Regions from separate parts of the Homo sapiens genome. Here regions 1, 2 and 3 are each linked to region 4. The links are chromatin contacts, found by Hi-C or POLR2A ChIA-PET in ENCODE. All regions are on one chromosome and are shown on one strand. Each heading gives the region's core, a stretch centred on a gene start or an enhancer-like site at or near the end of the contact. The rest is flanking DNA. Distances are from core to core; before and after follow the strand shown.

Region 1 (3,026 bases), core at 161-2,660, 480 kb after region 4:
CAAGTGATCCTCCCGCCTCTGCCTTCCAAAGTACTGAGATTATAGGCATGAGCCACCGTGCCTTGCCATCAATCTGATTTTTTAGAACATTTTTAGTTTTACAGTTTTTAGGTTTTAATGTGCCATGCAAATGTAAGTTCCCAAGGGTCTTCTGGGTGGAAATGTTTATTAAAACAAAAATTTATCAAGAGTATTCACTAGACATTTTGTGTAGTTTTTTAAATTCTAGCAGGTGAATCATTAAATCAATTACTGTAAAATACCTTCAGTTTTTGAATTAGCTGTTTTATTTATTTTTACATTTTAACCTCTGAAAGAAATAAAATTAGCTGTTTTAAAGATAGTTTTTTCCATATGTGTGTATATATATGTGTATATATATGTATGTATACATATATATGTATGCATACATATATATGTATGCATACATACATATATATATATATATATATATATATATATATATATTTTTTTTTTTTTTTTTTTTTTTTTTTTAAGATGGAGTTTCACTCTTGTTGCCCAGGCTGGAGTGCAATGATTACAATCTCGACTCACTGCAACTTCCGCCTCTCGGGTTCAAACAATTCTCAAGTGCCTCAGCCTCTCGGGTAGCTGGGATTATAGGCACGTGCCACCATGCCTGGCTAATTTTTGTATTTTAAGTAGCGATGGGGTTTCACCATGTTGCCCAGGCTGGTCTCGAGCTCCTAACCTCAAGTGATTCATCTGCCTCAGTCTCCCAAAGTGCTGGGATTACTGGTGTGAGCTACTGTGCCTGGCCTTCCCTTATATTTTTGACTCAAAAAAAGTCTGTTCTCAGCTGGGTGCGGTGGCTCATGCCAGTAATCCCAGCACTTTGGGAGGCCAAGGCAGGCAGATCACTTGAGCCCAGGAGTTTGAGACCAGCCTTGGCAACATGGCAAAACCCCATTTGTACAAAACAAATACAAAAAGTTAACTGGGTGTGGTGGCGTGTGCCTGTGGTCCCTGATACCAGGGAGGCTGAGGTAGGAGGATCTCTTGAACCTGGGAAATCTGAGGCTGCAGTGAGCCAAGATTTCGCCACTGCACTCAAGCCTGGGTGGCAGAATGAGACCCTGTCCCTCCCTCCCCACAAATGCCTGTTCTCCTACAATGAGAAATAAGCTGATAACATTTTTGACTTAAGAAGAAGCAGATATTAGAAATTACAGCCTGTGAGAGAATGGTGTGAACCCGAGAGGTGGAGCTTGCAGTGAGCTGAGATTGGGCCACTGTACTCCAGCCTGGGTGGCAGAGTGAGACTCCGTCTCAAAAAAAAAAAAAAGCCTGTGAAATGAAAGGTATTTGAAAGACTCAGTATGATGGAGAGTTTCAGTTCTTGCTGACGAGAAACACTGAGGACTGTGATAATTGTAAAGGTTAAGGTTTGGCACAGTTGCTGAGGGCTTGTCTTGAAAGAGGAAGTAGTCAACACTATGGCATTTCTTTTTTTTTTTTTTTTTGAGGTGGAGTCCTACTCTGTTGCCCAGGCTGGAGTGTAGTGGCACAATCTCAGCTCACTGCAATCTCCGCCTCCCTGGCTCAAGTGATTCTCCTGCCTCAGCCTCCCGAATAGCTGGGAATACAGGTGTCTGCCACCATGCCCAGCTAATTTTTGTATTTTTAGTAGAGACGGGGTTTCACCATGTTGGCCAGGCTGGTCTCAAACCCCTGACCTCGGGTGATCCACCTGCCTCAGCCTCCCAAAGTGCTGGGATTACAGACACGAGCCACCACACCTGCCCTTATGGTGTTTCTTCATCATCATTTTATTTATTTTGTTTTGTTTTATTGAGACCGTTTCACTCAGTCACCCAGGTTGGAGTGCAGTGGCACGATCACAACTCACTGGAGCCTCAACTGCCTGGGCTTATGCGATCCACCTGAGCTTTCTGAGTAGCTGGGACTGCAGTTGCATGCCACTATGCCTGTCTAACTTTATTTTATTTTTAATAGATACAAGATGTCACTATGTTGCTTAAGCTGATCTCAAACTCCTAGGCTAAGAGATTTTCCCATCTTGGCCTCCCAAAGTACTGGATTACAGGCGTGAGCCACCAAGCCCGGCCACATTTTTGGTTTTGTACTTGTAGATATGATTAATACTTATAGAAATTTTAAAAATCTTTCATCAAAAGAGTGCATATGAAAATCTTGCTTTATTTTCTTCTCACAGCTAACATACTATCCAGATAATTCCAGTAGTTAAGGTGAGCACTTTTTTTTTTTTTTTTTTTTTTAAGTTTCAGCTACCTAGGAGGCCCTGTTAGGAGGATCACTTGAGCCCAGGAGATCGAGACAGTAATGAGCCATGCACCACTGCACCCAGGCCTGGGTGACAGAATGAGACCCTGTCTCAGGAAAAAAGATATTACTCACTTTCATGTTTTCCTTATAGCTTCAGCTTTATTGTTGATGAGCATTTTCCTGCATCCCTTGTTTAAAGTACCTCTAAATCTAGACATAACCCAGATACTTGGATGTGCTGCCGCCAATTGAAATGATCCTTGATTAACTCCTGCTTATTCTCTTGATCAATTTGGCTGTAAAAGCTTCTCCTCTGCTTTAACAGTTTTTAATGCTTTTTACTTTACCTGAGCCATTTAAAACATTTTACCATGGTCTTGACATTAAAAGCAAAACTGAAGAAATCTTACACCAGCATCATCCAAAGCTGCCCTCCCTGTGAATTATAGTTTTAGAGTCATTTTCTAAGCCTAGAACATTTAGTCTATTTTCATTTCACTGTTAGTATTTACAAGTGTGAATACCCTTCAGTTAAAGACCACTAGGAGTACACCTGTCATAGAGCAGGTTGGATTTATTGCTCATTGCAGCAAAGAACACAGACCGCAGGGAACCATGGGGTGTCCTAGTAACAGGGTGTTATAATGTATTATAGGATTTGGGCTTTGGATAATTTTGGGGGGAAGGTCTAAGGACATGAGGGCTTGCTCTAGATAGGGTGCTGTCGGAAAACAGAGGCAATTCTATGATTGGGTATC
Region 2 (3,145 bases), core at 389-2,888, 380 kb after region 4:
TGGGAGACCACATTGCCGGCACTGCAAGACAGCAAGACGCTGTGGACGAGCCCTCGCAGGAGATCAGGCTGCACAGGCCAGACAGGATTCCCAGGACTGCCTTCTAAAGGTTTTCTTTTTCTTTAGTTTTAAAATTTTTACTTTTTAATTTTTTAAGTCTTTTTAAAAATTATTATTTGAGACAGAGTCTCACTCTGTCGCTGTCGCCCAGGCTGGAATGCAGTGGCGCGATCTCGGCTCACTGCAACCTCCGCCTCAGCCTCCCGAGTAGCTGGGATTAAAGGCGCCCGCCACCACGCCCCGGCTTTTTTTTTTTTTTTTTTTTTCTGTAGAGACGTGATTTCACCATGTTGGCCAGGCTGCTTTCGAACTCCTGACCTCAGGTGATCTGCCCCCCCCACCCCCACCGGCCTCCCAAAGTACTGGGATTACAGGCGTGAGCCCCCGCGCCTGGACTTTGCCTTTTTTTTTTTTTTGGCAGGGTCTCTGTTGCCCAGGCTGGAGTGCAGTGAGGCAATCATAGTTCACTGCATCCCTCAAGCGATCCACCCGCCTCGGCCTCCCCGATCCCTGTGACTACAGGCACGCGCCACAACGCCCGGCTAATTTTTGTATTTTTTAGAGACGAGGTCTCACTATGTTGTCTAGGCTGGTCTTCAACTCCGGAGCTAAAGCGATCCTCCAGCCTCGGCCTCCCAAAGTGCTGGGATTACAGGCGTGAGCCACCGTGCCCGGCACAATTCATTTTTTATTAAATCAACAGAGTTTACAATATGACCATCTAAACATTGTTGACTAATGAGCTAAGATATTGTTGACTAATAAGCTATGATTATTTACCTTATTGTACAACCTTTTGTTTTCTCCAGTGTCGAAAACAGCATCATTTTTTATTTGCTTTTTTTTTTTTTTTAATATATTTTTTGAGACGGAGTCTTACTCTGTCGTCCAGGCTGGTGTGCAGTGGCGCGATCTCAGCTCCCTGCAACTTCCGCCTCCCGGGTTCAAGCGATTCTCCTGCCTCAGCCTCCCCAGTAGCTGGGATCACAAGCGCCCACCACCATGCCCGGCTAATTTTTGTATTTTTAGTAGAGATAGGGTTTCACTATGTTGCCCAGGCTGGTTTCAAACTCCTGACCTCAGGTGATCCCCTCGCCTCGGCCTCCCAAAGTGCTGGGATTACAGGCGTGAGCCACTGCGCCCGGCCGTCATTTGCTTAATTTTCTACGCATCACCCAAATGTTCCAACAGACGTGTGGTAAAAGCCTCTGAATATCATTGTCCGCGTACTCAGAAGTATCAGATAATCCACCACAAATCAATAAAATTTTAGAAGTTTAAGTCGGTGAAGGAAATTGGACCCGGTACTTTCGGAGCCGGCTGCCCTGCTCTCCATCAGCAGGCGTTCCTGCATCTCATCTGACCTCCTCCGTCCAGAAAGGCGTAGGGACCTGCCCCAGGACGTCTGCGCGGCGAGGAGCATGGGAGAAGAGAGGGAGTGCAGGGCGCCCCTCGGTGGCGGGGAGCCTCCAGGACCTCACCAACCGGTCCCCTCGCTGCGCCCCGTCCGGCTCGCACTCCCGGCCCCGCCCACCCCTCGGGGCCCCTCCCGAGACCACGCCCCTTCCGCGGCCGTTGCTCCGCGCTTCTGCTTCCGGCGGCGCTGGTGGTGGCGCGCGGCGCGGCGCGGCGATGGCGGCGGGTGGCAGCGATCCGCGGGCTGGCGACGTAGAGGAGGACGCCTCACAGCTCATCTTTCCTAAAGGTTGGGCTCGGGGCTGCCAGACTCCCCCGCGCCACTTCGCGTGGTCGCCGCAGGCCTGGCGTTATGCGCGCTTCGCCCAAGGCCCTGCCTCAGCGGCGGCTTGGGCAAGCCCCAGCGCGGCGTGGGGCTGGGGAGGGAACATGGCCTTGGGAGGGACCATGGCCTTGGGAGGGACCGCCTGGGCAACTGGGTTATTTTATGTGATAAACTGCGAAGTTCCGGGGACCTGTGTCAAAGATAAACAAAGCCGGACACTCAGGTGGTAAGGACAGATTTTTAAACAGTAATATACTGTTGCACTAGGGAAAAGAGCCCAGCGTGAACCGAACTCAACTTCGATTAGTACAGAACCTCTGGGCGTTTTAACGGAGAATTAGGGAATAAGGATGTGGTGAGCGGGAGCTCGGGGGAGTCGGGGAAGTGAGAAATGTAAAAAAGCGGGAAGAGGAGGATTGGTCCGTGTGAACGCAGCTTGGTTTGTTGACTGGCGCACCTGTCGAAGTTAGGCCCCTACCCTCCCACAGAGGCAGAGAGACAGAGTCCTATCTTCAGCTGTTGGCTGGAACAAATTATTTTGGCAGCCTTGAGTTTTCTCACGCACGCACTTTAAGTGGTTGGGGAGGGTATTCCTAGGGATGAGGTCTTCAGCTCAAAAACTTGAAAATGTATACAGCTGTCTTACACTTTATTGATTTATTGATTTATTGATTGAGATAGGGTCTCGCCCTCTTGTTGAGGCTGGAGTATAGTGGCATGATCAGAGCCCACTGCAACCTCAACCTCTCAACCGCTCAAGCTATCCTCCCACCTCAGCCTCCCAAGTAGCTGAGACCACAGATGCACGCCCCCATACCTGGCCCATTAAAAAAATTTTTTTCGTAAAGACAGGGTCTCACTATGTCGCCCAGGCTGGTCTCAAACTCCTGGGCTTAAGTTAATCACGGCACCTGACCTATCTTATTCTTTTATTCATTCATTCATTTACTTATTTAGAGACAGAGTCTCACTCTGTTGCCCAGGCTGGGGTGCAGTGGTACGAACTCGGCTCACTGCAACCTCCGTCTCCTGGGCTCAAGTGATTATCCTGCCTCAGCCTCCCGAGTAGCTGGGATTACAGGTGCCCACCACCACACCCGGCTAATTTTTGTATTTTCAGTAGAGCTGGGGTTTCACCATGTTGGCCAGCCTGTTCTCGAACTCGTGACCTCAGGTGATCCACCCAGCTCGGCCTCCCAGAGTGCTGGGATTACTGATGTGAGCCATTGCCTGGCAAAATAATAAATTTAAAATTAAAACGGAAATACTACCCTCTAAGAAATAAAAAATATAAAAATGAAAAAATGTTTATTATGTGTTTTTTGTATTTTATGGTTTAATACG
Region 3 (3,126 bases), core at 413-2,912, 500 kb before region 4:
CCGGCTCCACGGCCTTGACGGTCGGCCTGGCGCCATCTTGTGGCTCCAGGGAGAACTGCAGGCGGCTCTCCAGAGCTCGCTGGTTCTCCTGGGTGGGAGGATGAGGGTGGAGCACGTCTGCAGCTACCCTGAGAGAACTCTTGTTCTAGAATTTGGAACCGATTAAATTAGGCTTCAAAGGACACAAACACGAAAGACCCCGGGATAGGCTTTGCCACACCAGGCCATGTTTCTAAGGCAACCCTGGGCTGCTGGTTTCAGAGGAGGCTGAGCCAGCAGCCAAGGCTCAATTCCCCGGGAACCAAGGCGCTGGGCAGGAGGGGCTGCCAGCATCCGGGCTCCATTCGCCCTTGAAATCCAAAAGAGACAAGCAACTACCCTTACAGACTTCCTCCCATATGTCCAAACTAGCCTCTGTATGGATAAATTGCATCCTTCCTTTGGTAGCATTTTGTTCTTCTAGGTCTGCAGAGCCTGCAGAATGAGACTGCCAATCCAGACATGCGGTCTGAGCCTGCAAACCATCCCCAGGGACAGAGAAAAGGCAGGAGGGAGGGCGAGCCAGAGATGGCCAGGGGACAGGCACAGCCTAGGGCTGGGTTTCTGGCCCAGGGCCTCTCTTGCACTGTGGACACCCACATGCGACCATGTAGTGGCATCTCCACCTGTGCGCCCTGAAGACCACACGCCCCACTTAACTTACGGGTGGTCCCGGTCAGGGCCCCTGACTCACTGCACCACACCATCTTGAACACTTAGCCCGAGCCAACGTGGCCTCCCCAGGAGCCGACACGGCCAGTTATACAGAATTCCTTCTTGTGTCTCTTTAATGACAGAATTCCAAGCTGCTTCGGAATCACAATATGGCCGGGTAAAGATTCCCGTTTGCCTAGGGCTTGGCGGAGTGAGGTGGCCGTGAAATAGCCTAGCCAATGATTTTTACGCCAATGCCCCTGAGGAGGGCGCTGCTTCTAGAATAAAAGGAAGAGTCCCCCCAGAAGGAGCCCCTCCTTCTCCTTCCGTTCTGTGTCCTCCTAAACCTAAGACCTCGGAAGGCGGGGGCCATCCTGCACCCTGGGGCAGCTGGCGTGAAGCAAAAGGCTTCTGGGGACCACGGTGTGTGAGGATAGGGAGGGCCGGGTCCCCAGGGCCTTGCTGCCCCTCCGCGCCCACACCTAGGCTCCGACCTGAAAGTCTCACTGCACAGAACCCACTCATGCTGTCTGTGGAAGCCCCGCGCTTGGATATCATGTTCTGGGGTCCGAGGACACCCTCGAGTGCGTCACCCTCATCCTCACTCTCCTTGCGCAATCCCAGTCTGTCAGTTCCAGCCCCTGTTCCCATCCTGGCTTCTCTGTGTCAACCTTCAGGACCATAATTCAGCAGCCACCTCACCGTGTGGGTCTTTACCCGTGCCCCTCCCTGCCATGAAGTCCCAAAATGCAGATCTGATCCCGGGGTTTCTCCTCTTCAGGGCTCCCCGCCCTCAGCCCCACTGGCCTGGTGGCCTGGTCCGTTCACCTGAGGGCTGGGCTGAGTGTCTCCCCCAGGGCAATCTTTCTCCCAGGAGCACGTGCTACTTGGCAGGGCAGCTGCGTCTGCACCCGGCCTGCGTGGTTCCCAAAGCCTGCGCAGTTCCCCGGGGTTCCCTTCAGGCCGCACACTCCTGCAGCCGGGAGGTCGGTTTGGGCGCCCTTCTCAGCCTCATCTTCCTCATCCAAAAAGTGCTAACTGTGGTACCAAACCCTCAGGGAAGTCAGCGTGGCTTAACCAGAGGACACGCGTTTCCTGTCGCGCTCTGTGTGTGGAGGATGTCAAAGGGGACTCGCGAGGGCAAAGGGGACGCATGAATCAGCACAGGAAGCACTTCATTATGAAAGATGCCTTCAGCTTTAGATCATGAGGCATTTTTCCTCCAGAGGAAAGGGAGTGATATGCTGTGGAGGAAGAGATAGCAAATCGGTGATTAACGATGCAGACAGATTCAGTCCCAGGCTTGCTGCTCACAGGTCCGGGGAGGATCCACAGGCCGCATCCTCCTGGCCGCACTTACCACCAGGGAAGCGGGTGACACACTGCCCGCCTGCCAGACAGTTCAGAGACACGGTCAGGACCCATTGCTACGATGGCTTGCAGAACTGAGACACTCAGAAGAAACCAGTCACCGGGACAGACCACAGCTGGCGGTGCCCCGCACCCCGCCGCTCCCGGCACTGTCACAGGAGGGCGCCAGGGCAGAGCCCTGCACCTGGGTGCACTACGCCTTTCGCGCACCAAGAAACTGCCCACAAGGTGTGGGCCCGCAGGTGCGGCCACGACTGCTGCAAACAAAACAAGGCTTCCAGACACACTCCCAACATTCAAAACTCAAGAACCCTTTGTGCTGTCTGCCCCATCACTTAGGAGGGGGAGTTGGCAGGGGAGAGGGGGAGGCAAGAATGAACCGTGTTTGATTGTGCATCCGCTATGTGTAATAGAGACTTTAAATTCCATGTAATGTTAAATTATAATTTTTCCAACTCAATGAGTTGATTCCATCAGAAACTAGTTCTGATGTGTGTGGCTTTTAAATCTAAGACCACTGCAGCGAAGTGAAAAAGACACCGGCAGTGTCGTCTGGTTTTGACTCTGAGATCTAGCCAGCTCAGAGTTGCAGTGCTGCTTCCAGAACCTTCTTCCCATCACAGCCAAGAGCCCAAGAGTCCTGCATCAGACTAACAGGCAAGGTGGAAATAAAGCAAGCCCGGAAAGGCAGCTACTATGTTAAGCTATGGAAGGGGAGACCAGTGCTGGTGATGTAAAGATCCCTGTGGCTGGAGCCGCCTGCAAGATAGTGTTTCTAAGGCGGATCCACGAGGACCTGCTCTGATAAATTAATCAGACCTATTCTCAATTAGCTCAGCATTTGTATAACAACAATTAATTTCTGTAAAGCCCTCAGACTAATGCTGCTTTGTTAATTAGGTTAGTTGCCCCTTCTGCAGTTTTCAGCCGGCTTAATTGTGCCTAGCAAATGCTTTTTGTCACACACCAGCCCACCGTATCATCCAGGCATGCTTCTGGGTCTGTGGCATCTGCAACAGACATCCACTGAGGATGGCAGGGCCAGGTTCTACCATCAGGGCA
Region 4 (2,978 bases), core at 7-2,506:
CAGCCTACCAAGTAGCTGGGATTACAGGCACCTGCCATCATGCCTGGCTAATTTTTGTATTTTTGTAGAGACAGGGTTTCACCATGTTGGCCAGGCTGGTCTTGAACTCCTGACCTCAGGTGATCTGCCCGCATTGGCCTCCCAAAGTGCTGAGATTACAGGGGTGAGTTCACATCCCGCCTGAATTCTTCTTTTGAGTTTTGCTTTCAGAAAAGAAATGCTGCCCATCAGGGTTCAGCAGGGCAAAGGTAGCTTAGACATCCACCCCTTCCAGTTCCTGCCTGACATCAGGCCCCTCTGGTGTCCCGCCTGACCAAAGGGAACTGCCAAAATGCACCTGTGGCCACCCTCCTGAGGAAGATGTTAATGTTTAAATTTGGGAACCTCCAGTTCCCAACTTCAGTTCATGGAGCCCTCCGTGTCTTCGAAAATTTGCAGGGCCTCCTAGGCGCAGGCAACACCTGGCAGGTGCATTTATTAAGTAGTTAGGTCCAAGCCACCCAACAAGCACGTATATGCTAATTACTCAGCTGGCGTTTGAGAAAGTGATACACGTAAGTAGAAAAGAGAATAGTTTTTCTTTAATTCTTAAATACCTGCAATTCCTTTGTAACAGGATGTTGGACACTGCACAGCTTCTCAAACCCACCCACCTGGTGCCTGTGCCACGGTGATTTCCACGTGGTACTGAGCCCACCTTTGCACAGGGAGGAAGGAGGACGAGGAAGGACTGGCTGCAGCGTCGCCGGCCTGGTGACTTCAGGGGAGCCAGCGGTCCCCACCGCGGCCAGCAGAGGGCTCCGCGCTGCCCTCCAAACAGAACCCCTCGCGCAGCCGCGCCACCCCGCCCGACCGGAGGAAACCTGTCCTCTCTCCTCGCCACCCAGTCCCCGGGCCCTGTCACCCGAACCCCGAGGCCGGCAGGAATTTAGAAAGGGGGCTGGAGGCCGGTAGCCGAGGCGGGTTCTGTGCCGAAGAAGGAGCCTGGCTGTGGGGTCGCCCCCGGCGGAGACGCGGGCGCCGAGATCCGAGCCCCAGGGACCCCATGGCACTCCCGAGACCGTCCCCGGAAAGGTCGCGCGGCCGTCGCCGCCGGGAGAGCGAAGGGCAGGGCGGGCAGGGAACCTGGCCCTGTGTGCGAGTGGGGACATCGTCTATTGGTCTTCTTTTTCTGCACCTTTCCCATCTTCTAAACGGGGCGGCCCTCCCGAGAACGGCCTCCTAAGGCAGTGGGGCTTCCAGCGTCCCGCTGTGCTCCCCGGGAGGGTTGGAGGCTGCAGAGGCTGACGCGGGGCAGGGCGGCCCCTCAGGGAACCCAATGCTGGCGAGGAAGCGGGCGCTCGGGCCGCGCCGCCGGGCTCGGCCTTCCTCGTCCCCAAGCTCGCCTGGAAGGGAAGAGCAGGGAGGTAGAGCGCAAGGTGACTCCGCCACAGCCGCCGCCGCGCTCCCGCCTCGGCCCGCGGTGGTCGCGCGGGTGACCGGGCGCAGCCCCTTGGGCCTCCTCTCCCCTGCACAACCAAGCCGGCCCCCCAGCCTCACGCGGGAGGAGAGAGGCGCACTTGTGGGGTGCAAGACTCCCCAGGCAGCAACATGAGAGTGCGCCCCAGAAACTTCCACCAGCACCAGGGAGAGTCCGGACGGCCGCAGCTAGGAGTTCTTAAACGAGGCGAAGAGACCAGAAGCCAAAGGAAAAGACTGATTTTTAGCCGGGCGCGGTGGCCCACGCCTGTAATCCCAGCACTTTGGGAGGCGCTGTGGCAGGAGGATCACTTGTGCCCAGGAGGTCGAGGCTGCAGTGAGCTGTGAGAGCGCCCAGGCTGGTCTCCAACTCCTGGGCTCGAGCACTCCTCCTGCCCCGGTCTCCCAAAGTGCTGAGATTACAACCGTGAGCCACCACACCTAGCCCCAAGTTCTGTTGTTTAAAAAGACACCACAGGGCTGGGTGCGGTGGCACACACCTGTAATCCCAGCACTTTGGGAGGCGGAGGCCGGTGGATCATGAGGTCAGGAGTTCGAGACCAGCCTGGCCAATATGGTGAAAGCCGGTCTCTACTAAAAATACAAGAATTAGCCGGGCATGGTGGTGCGCGCCTGTAGTCCCAGCTACTCGGGAGGCTAAGGCAGAATAGCTTGAACCCGGGAGGCGGAGGTTGCAGTGAGCCGAGATCGCGCCACTGCACTCCAGGCTGGGTGACAAAGTGAGACTCCATCTCAAAAAAAAAGATACCACAGGGCCGGGCGCCGTGGCGAACATCTGTAATCCCAGCACTTTGGGAGGCCGAGGCGGACGGATCACGAGGTCAGGAGGTTCAAGACCAGCCTGGCCAATATGGTGAAATCTGGTCTCTGCTAAAAATACAAGAATTAGCCGGGTTTGGTGGCGCGAGCCTGTAGTCCCAGCTACTCGGGAGGCTGAGGCAGAAGAATAGTTTGAACCTGGGAGGCGGAGGTGGCAGTGAGCCGAGATTGTGCCACTGCACTCCAGCCTGGCAACAGAACAAGACTCTGTTTCAAAAAAAAAAGACACCACAGGCCGATTGTGGTGGCTCACGCCTGTAATCTCAGCATTTTGGGAGGCCGAGGCGGGCAGATTACGAGGTCAGGAGATCGAGATCATCCTGGCCAACAGGGTGAAACCCCGTCTCTACTAAAAATACAAAAATTAGCTGGGTACGGTGGCTGGCGCCTGTAAACCCAGCTATTCGGGAGGCTGAGGCAGGAGAATCACTTGAACCCGGGAGGTGGAGGTTGCAGTGAGCCAAGATCGCGCCACTGCACTCCAGCCTGGGTGACAGAGAGAGGCTCATCTCAAAAAAAAAAAAAAGACAACACAAAGAGAATAAAAAAAAAGCAACAAACTGGAAAAAAGATATTATTGGCAATACATATACCTGAAAAGGAGTCATATCGAGACTATATATTTTTTATGTATTTGTTTTTCGTTTATTAACTAAGAGGAAAAAGGCAAAACTCAAAGA

Evidence for each region. A loop is a pair of places that touch in the nucleus more often than their neighbours do. ChIA-PET counts read pairs that join two places held with the same protein, here RNA polymerase II (POLR2A). Pooled maps may share reads with other maps.
Region 1: a loop to region 4 is called in a pooled map, with 5 times the contacts of the local background. The contact joins two enhancer-like sites. A Hi-C loop is called at or near these places in 2 of 50 pooled maps. POLR2A ChIA-PET finds 5 or more read pairs at or near these places in 2 of 52 experiments (activated T-cell and naive thymus-derived CD4-positive, alpha-beta T cell).
Region 2: a loop to region 4 is called in a map of K562, with 7 times the contacts of the local background. The contact joins the promoter of POLR2D here to the enhancer-like site in region 4. A Hi-C loop is called at or near these places in 1 of 168 maps with a recorded cell type or tissue (K562), 8 of 37 single-sample maps with no recorded cell type and 13 of 50 pooled maps.
Region 3: a loop to region 4 is called in a pooled map, with 2.5 times the contacts of the local background. The contact joins two enhancer-like sites. A Hi-C loop is called at or near these places in 1 of 50 pooled maps. POLR2A ChIA-PET finds 5 or more read pairs at or near these places in 2 of 52 experiments (H1 and HEK293T).

What each region holds. Positions count from the first base shown.
Region 1 is chr2:127,748,120-127,751,145 of GRCh38, reverse strand. All of the region lies in intron 7 of WDR33 (WD repeat domain 33), which reads left to right. Among named protein-coding and RNA genes, the nearest start is that of SFT2D3, 48 kb to the right of the region's middle. Within about 2 kb of position 1,410, at least 3 of the 41 ENCODE cell types and tissues checked have a DNase peak (open chromatin) inside an H3K27ac peak, as active enhancers do.
Region 2 is chr2:127,856,648-127,859,792 of GRCh38, reverse strand. POLR2D (RNA polymerase II subunit D) reads left to right here and starts at 1,638. Exons shown (of 4, transcript NM_004805.4): 1 at 1,638-1,765. The coding sequence starts at 1,693. It also overlaps the pseudogene LOC107985803. RefSeq lists a silencer at 1,494-1,803 and an enhancer at 2,034-2,203.
Region 3 is chr2:128,733,692-128,736,817 of GRCh38, reverse strand. No RefSeq gene overlaps it. Among named protein-coding and RNA genes, the nearest start is that of HS6ST1, 420 kb to the right of the region's middle. RefSeq lists an enhancer at 2,290-2,349. Within about 2 kb of position 1,662, at least 4 of the 41 ENCODE cell types and tissues checked have a DNase peak (open chromatin) inside an H3K27ac peak, as active enhancers do.
Region 4 is chr2:128,231,514-128,234,491 of GRCh38, reverse strand. No RefSeq gene overlaps it. Among named protein-coding and RNA genes, the nearest start is that of HS6ST1, 86 kb to the left of the region's middle. RefSeq lists an enhancer at 616-705 and silencers at 746-935, 1,256-1,455. Within about 2 kb of position 1,256, at least 23 of the 41 ENCODE cell types and tissues checked have a DNase peak (open chromatin) inside an H3K27ac peak, as active enhancers do.